2 separate regions of the Homo sapiens genome follow, and region 1 is linked to region 2. Evidence: chromatin loops called from intact Hi-C (ENCODE). Cell type or tissue: heart right ventricle. All regions are shown on one strand. Each heading gives the region's core, and the rest is flanking DNA. Links, peaks and the distances in the headings are about the cores only. Region 1 overlaps NFASC (neurofascin). Region 2 overlaps NFASC (neurofascin).

Region 1 (2,914 bases), core at 197-2,696, 56 kb after region 2:
TGGAGATGGATGGCGGCAATGTAGATGCACACAGCAACATACATGTACTTAATATCACAGAACCATACAACTGAAATGATTAAAATGGTACATTTTATATTATGTATATTTTATCACAATTTTTTTTAATGAGGCAAATTAAACACAGGCTCTTCCTGTGATGAAATAAAAATCATGACACAGTTGTGCTAAAAAGGATAACAGGCTGGAATATTTGAATTCGATAGGGTCCTGCAAAATGGTAAGAACCTACAGTCATGCTAAGAAGTCTTCAACCAAGAAATGATCATTTTAGAGCACTAGAATGGGCATACAGAATCCCTGGGCTCCAGTTCCAACTTTGTCAGTAACTAGTTCTATAACACTAGGCAAGGGAGTTGCGTCTCCCTGGGCCTCAGTTTACTGATTTGTACAAGGGGGTTGAACTAGATGACCAAAGCACCTCAGCTGGACCAGGGGTTTTCAACTTGTGGTCCTGCAGCAGAATCTGGGAACGTATGAAAAATGCAAATTATTGGGCCCCTCCCAGACTTCCCGAATCAGGAACTCTGAGTGTGGGCCCAGCAGTCTAGGTTTGAACAAGCTGAGATAGGTTTGAGAACCACTGAGCTAGGACATTTTATGTTTTTATAGCTAATAGTGATCTGAGTAAGCCACATTTTTATGGAAATAAAAAGCATAAACAGCCAGACACATAAAAACACATTAGCAAATGAATAGGAATAAAGAGAATAATTACTTTTTACAAAAATGAGATGTAAATATAAAGTAGCAAATTAATTTTTTTTAAAAATCATAATTTTTAAAAGTCCAAATGAGTGCTGTCCTTAAAAGTTATAATAGCCTACCACCTGCTGTTTTAATGATGCAGTTCTTGCTTAAAGCATTTTTGAAACTTTATTTGGAACCGACTGCTGAGTCAGTTTAGAAGCTGAACGAAATCAGCTTCATTTGTTTGGAACTAAAAGTATCTTCATTTAGCTTGAGCCTAGACTTATTGTCCTGATTAGGCGGCTTGCAGAAATCAAATTCCCTCTAAAAGGAAGAAGACTGCCCATCCCTGAGGATATTCAAAGAATGTGCTGCAGCCTCGAAAGCGATTTCGAAAGCATAGCTCAGACGTGTTTCGGATAATGACAGAATTACATGTTTGACATCACAGAGTGCCCATCTGGAAAGGGGCAACACTCACTTCATGCAAGCTCAGACCTGAGAGCTGGAAATGGAACAAGAGGTCATTCTTGGGGAACAAGAACTCACCCTTCGACAGGAGTGGAATAGTCTCACCATTTCACAGATGAGCAGTGAATGCCAAAGGGGGTGAAGAATGTGTCTAAGGTTATGGAACTCACAAACTGAACCAGAACTTAGCTTTCCTAAAGAATCTTCACTAGGCTAAGGAACTTTGAACCAGGGAGTGGGGACAGGATCAGTAGAAGGCCCCACCCACCAGGCTGTGATGTCAAATCAGAAGACGAGGCTCCCAGCCCAGTCACTTTCTTCATAAAACAAAAGACTCTTTTGAATGTACTGAATATTTTGGCACCAGCCCTGGTCAATTCTTTCTCTGACGGTGGGTTGCAAAATATTTCTAGCATCCCACAAAGTCCAGTGAGGGCAAAGAGGGTGGAAAATTCTTTCACCATTTAGCCACACAGATTTTCTGGACTTTGGCAAGGAGGTGCCCAGTGTACCATGCTTCCCCCCCCACAGGGCAAAGGGGAGGGTGAAGGTGAAGGGTTCTATTCCCCGGGCTCCTGGCCACTCAGGACTTCTGCTGGCCCACGGCTGGAACAATTTCCTCCTTGTTCCACACTGTGTTATTCTAAAATGTTCACTTTAGGGGTGATGGGTGGGTGAGAGGAGATACTAAAAGTGAAATATTATTTTGAATATTTATCAAGTTGTTCCCACCCTGGGCTCCTCAAAAGGTCTTTAAAATCATCTTTTTCAGTTTATTTTATTTTACATATTAAAAAAAAAGATGGGGGTCTCATTATGTTGCCCAAACTCTTGGCCTCAAGTGATCCTCCTGTCTCAAACTCTTGGTCTCACGTGATTCTCCTGCCTCAGCCTCTTAAAGTACTGGGATTATAGGTGTGAGCCACTGTGCCCAGCTACTTCTTTATGGATCTCTCCCAATATCCCATAATCTAAATCTCTCAATCTTAGTTTGGCACATCCTCTCTTTCCTGTGTGATTCTCTCTCTAGTAAGACCATGCGCTCTATGGCTGAAGTGTGGCACTCTCTTTATTTCCCATAGCACCCAGCATGCTGGTGGGTGCAGTGCAGGCACCCAGCCATCACGTGGTGATGGTGATGGTGATGTTATCACATGATCATATATGCCTACTGTGTGCTGGGCACTCAAACGGTACTCTGCTGATATGCACGACCTCAGCTAATCCTCAGAACAGTACTATGTGCGAGGGGCTATTAACTCCATTTTTCAAGCTGAGGCTCACAAAGGCTAAGTAAGTAGCCTATTCAAGGTCAGGGGAGGGGCTCAGGTACAAATCTAGGTGTCCTGGACTCCAAAAGCAGAGGTCTTAACATCCAGACATCACTCCCTGCCAAGTTAAGAAGTTAGAACACACCCTCAGCCTATCTTCTACCGCAGGTGGTTCTCTCTACCTCAGCTCCATTCCCTCGCCTGCCTTCCTAAACTCCAGGGCCAGGGAAGAAGAGGCTCTCAATACCCAAGGGGTATTGACTTCAGGGACCACCAATGAGATTGCTGACCATTGAAGAACCAGAGGGAGGTGGAAAAAGCAGCTGACAGAGAAAAGGTAGCACCTTGAGTGGCATAGACCTCCTTCTCCCCAGGCCCAGCAGCCTTTCTGTACAAGCTGCCCTACATATAGATGCTACCCTGAGGCTTGAAAGTTCCTGAATCACAGTCCTTCCACACAC
Region 2 (2,914 bases), core at 255-2,754:
AAGAAATCATTCCAGGGCTTACAGGGATGGTGTTAAAAATGGTTGTCCAAGGAACCTAGAATGGATCCTTAGAGACAAACCTTTCTTCTCCTCCTCTAGAAAGAGAAGAGCAAGAATGGCCTACAGCTGAGACTCAAATAGAGTGCTTTAAGATTGCCTGAGGTTCTGAAACATACACTTTAAAAAATTGGTCCAGTTTGTTATTCTACTGTGGTGGCAAGTCAAAGAGGAAGGCAGGAGGTGGCTTCTCCAGAATTCCTCCAGTTTTCCTAGATTCATAGCTACCTATCAGATGGACACATCATTCTCCTGCTCCTATTTTATTCGGCAGCAAATTGAAGCCCACTCTCAATTGTGCACATGCACCATCTCCTATCCACCCTGACTGAGGGTGCAGAAGATAAGAACAGGACTCCAGTGCCTGCTCTCTGAGGGGGCGAGAGATCCTGGGAGACAAGGCCATCCTTCTGGAGACCTGGAGCAAAAAGCAGGTCACTGATTATTGCAATAGGACAAGGGACTTCCCTTGTGCCAGGATATGGGGCAAACTAAAGGATTCTTATTCACATTTTTGCAGTTTCTTTCCCAGAAGCTGGGCCCAGCACCAAACCTCAACTTTGTGTATATTTCTGGACTCCTCCACTTGCCTCCTTTCCCACTGCCACCACCGTGGTTTTGATCACCAACATTTCATGCCAGAGTTACTGCAACAGCTTCCTAAGTGGTCTCTCCAGGTCCACTTTTCCCCCCTGTGGTTTGTTTTTTACTTTATTATTTTTAATTGACACATAATAATTGTACGCATTTATGGGATGCAGTGTGATATGCCCCTCTGATTTACTCTCCACTCATAACCAAAGCTGTTATTTCTAAAGGCAAACAGAAATGTGCTACTCCCCTAGTGCAACTCTCAATAGCTCACTGCTGCTTGGGAGTTAAAGGTAGTGTCCTTGACATGGCTCAGAGGCCCTGCATAATGCATCCCCTCTGCTAGCTCACTGCTCATCTCTCCCTTGCATCCTGTGTTCCAGCCAAGACTGCTCTTCTACCAGCTCCCTCGGTACATCATGCTTGGTCTTGCTTACTGACTTTTGCACCATTAAGCTCTGGTCTAGAACACTCTGTGTCTGCCCTCTCTCGTTAGTATTTGCCAGGTATGACATACGTGTCCTTCATCTGTGCTCCTGCACACCCTTTACTTCCCCCATTATGGCACATTTCACTTTGTATTCATTCCAAAAGCCACTTGTCTATCTCCCCTATGAAAATGAAAGCTTTTTTATAAGGGAAGGTACCCTATCTTGTTTACTGTTTTATTCTTAGAATCGACCATAGTACCTAAAACATAGCAGATCCTCAAAACTGTGAGAGGGATCGACATATGGATGGATGAAAAAATGAACGAATGATTAAATGGATGAAATAAGAAGCCATTTGGACCATCATGTGCTTTTTAAAACCTCACGTTTCCCCAGAAAACCACCAGGCGGCGCAGGAGAGCACATGCTGTGGACCTGGGTGGCATACTGTGAAGGCTACTCATTAGTGGAACAAAAAAAATCCGCCCCTACACAGACGGTGCTCTCTGGAGAGGAAACCAACAAGCTGAAAGAGGGTTAAGAGAGTAGAAAATCTCCCAAGGAGGGACCCTCTGGCTAGAAGGCATCACAGGAGGTCTTTGGTTCACCTTCCCAACTCTCTAAGATGGTCCTTATACTGTCGCAGAAAGAATCCACTAATGCCTCTCCTTGGCTTATACATCTCCAAAGACCAGACTCAGATCAGGCAACTGAACCCTTAGTGCTGAGGGAACCTGCGATAGAGGAAGGCACAGCAGGGGCAGCAGGGATGGCTCCCATCCGGGCTCCACGACCACCATGTTTGGTTTAGGAGCTGCCAAGCAGTAGGAAGTGAAGGGAAAGAGACGGATATTTTATTTTGGGACTCTTGATAGAATTAGGAAGCCAGAAGCTATTCATTAAATCAGATACACATTGGCAAGAAAAAAAAGCCCAATTGTATGGGATATTTTAAATTCACTATTTAGCAATAGAGTGGAAAAAGAATCTCAAGATAATCACATTTAGCTGTGTAGCAATTCTCTCCCTCTTTCCTCTCTGGAACCCAGTTTTTCCAACAAAACCTTACAAGAGGAAAAGAATTTAAAGAACACTAGATTCATCCAATCCCCTTTCTTTTCAGATGAAGAAACAAAAGCCGAGAGAAGGGAAGTGACTGGTTTGAGTTTACCTAGCTGGTTAGTGGCAAAGGTAGAAAAAGAACCCAGGTTTCTTGACTCCTAGTCCAGGGATTTTCCACCCATTTTTCTCTTTGTATATACAGGAAAAGTACCAGAGTAAGGTTGCTATTTAAAAAAGAAATGTATAGTTTGGCAGTTCCTCAAAAAGTTAGACATAAAATTACCATATGACTCTGCAATTCTAAGGTATATGTGCAAAAGGATTAAAAACAGGCATCAAACAAGTACATGTACACAAAATGTTCACAGCAGCATCATGCACAACAGCCAAAGGGTGGACACAGCCCACATGTCCTCTAAGGAATGAATGGATAAACAAATTCCAGTATGTATATACCCTGGAATATGACTCAGCCATAGGAAGGAATTCAATACTGACATGCTCCAACATGGATGAATCCTGAAAACACGCTCGGTGAAAGAACCATGCACAAAAGGTCACAGGGAATGATCCCATAGATATGACATGTCTAGGTCTTATCTGTAGAATAGATACATACACTGAGACAAAACACAGATTGTCTTTGGTGACCAGAGGCAGAGGGGAAGGGAGAAGGAGGGAAACTGGTTAATGGGTATGAGGTTTCCTTTTGAGATGCAAATGTTTTGAACTGGATAGAGTTGTGGGTGCACACATTGTGAATGGACCAAATG

Evidence for each region. Peaks named below come from ENCODE experiments on the same cell type or tissue, not always from the same donor. Only the 100,000 strongest peaks of a DNase experiment are listed, where the experiment ranks them.
Region 1: a loop joins it to region 2, with 2.4 times the contacts of the local background. A loop is called at or near these places in 16 of 110 quality-filtered maps.

What each region holds. Positions count from the first base shown.
Region 1 is chr1:204,884,185-204,887,098 of GRCh38, reverse strand. All of the region lies in intron 1 of NFASC (neurofascin), which reads right to left. Among named protein-coding and RNA genes, the nearest start is that of NFASC, 57 kb to the right of the region's middle. In heart right ventricle, for the core only: no CTCF peak of the experiment used is centred there; a DNase peak (open chromatin) is centred at 1,469; H3K4me3 peaks cover 453 bases; H3K27ac peaks cover 2,500 bases.
Region 2 is chr1:204,940,491-204,943,404 of GRCh38, reverse strand. The region is part of intron 2 of NFASC (neurofascin); the gene reads right to left. Among named protein-coding and RNA genes, the nearest start is that of CNTN2, 100 kb to the left of the region's middle. RefSeq lists a silencer at 1,470-1,569. In heart right ventricle, for the core only: a CTCF peak has its summit at 1,488 (motif pointing right); a DNase peak (open chromatin) is centred at 1,504; H3K27me3 peaks cover 330 bases.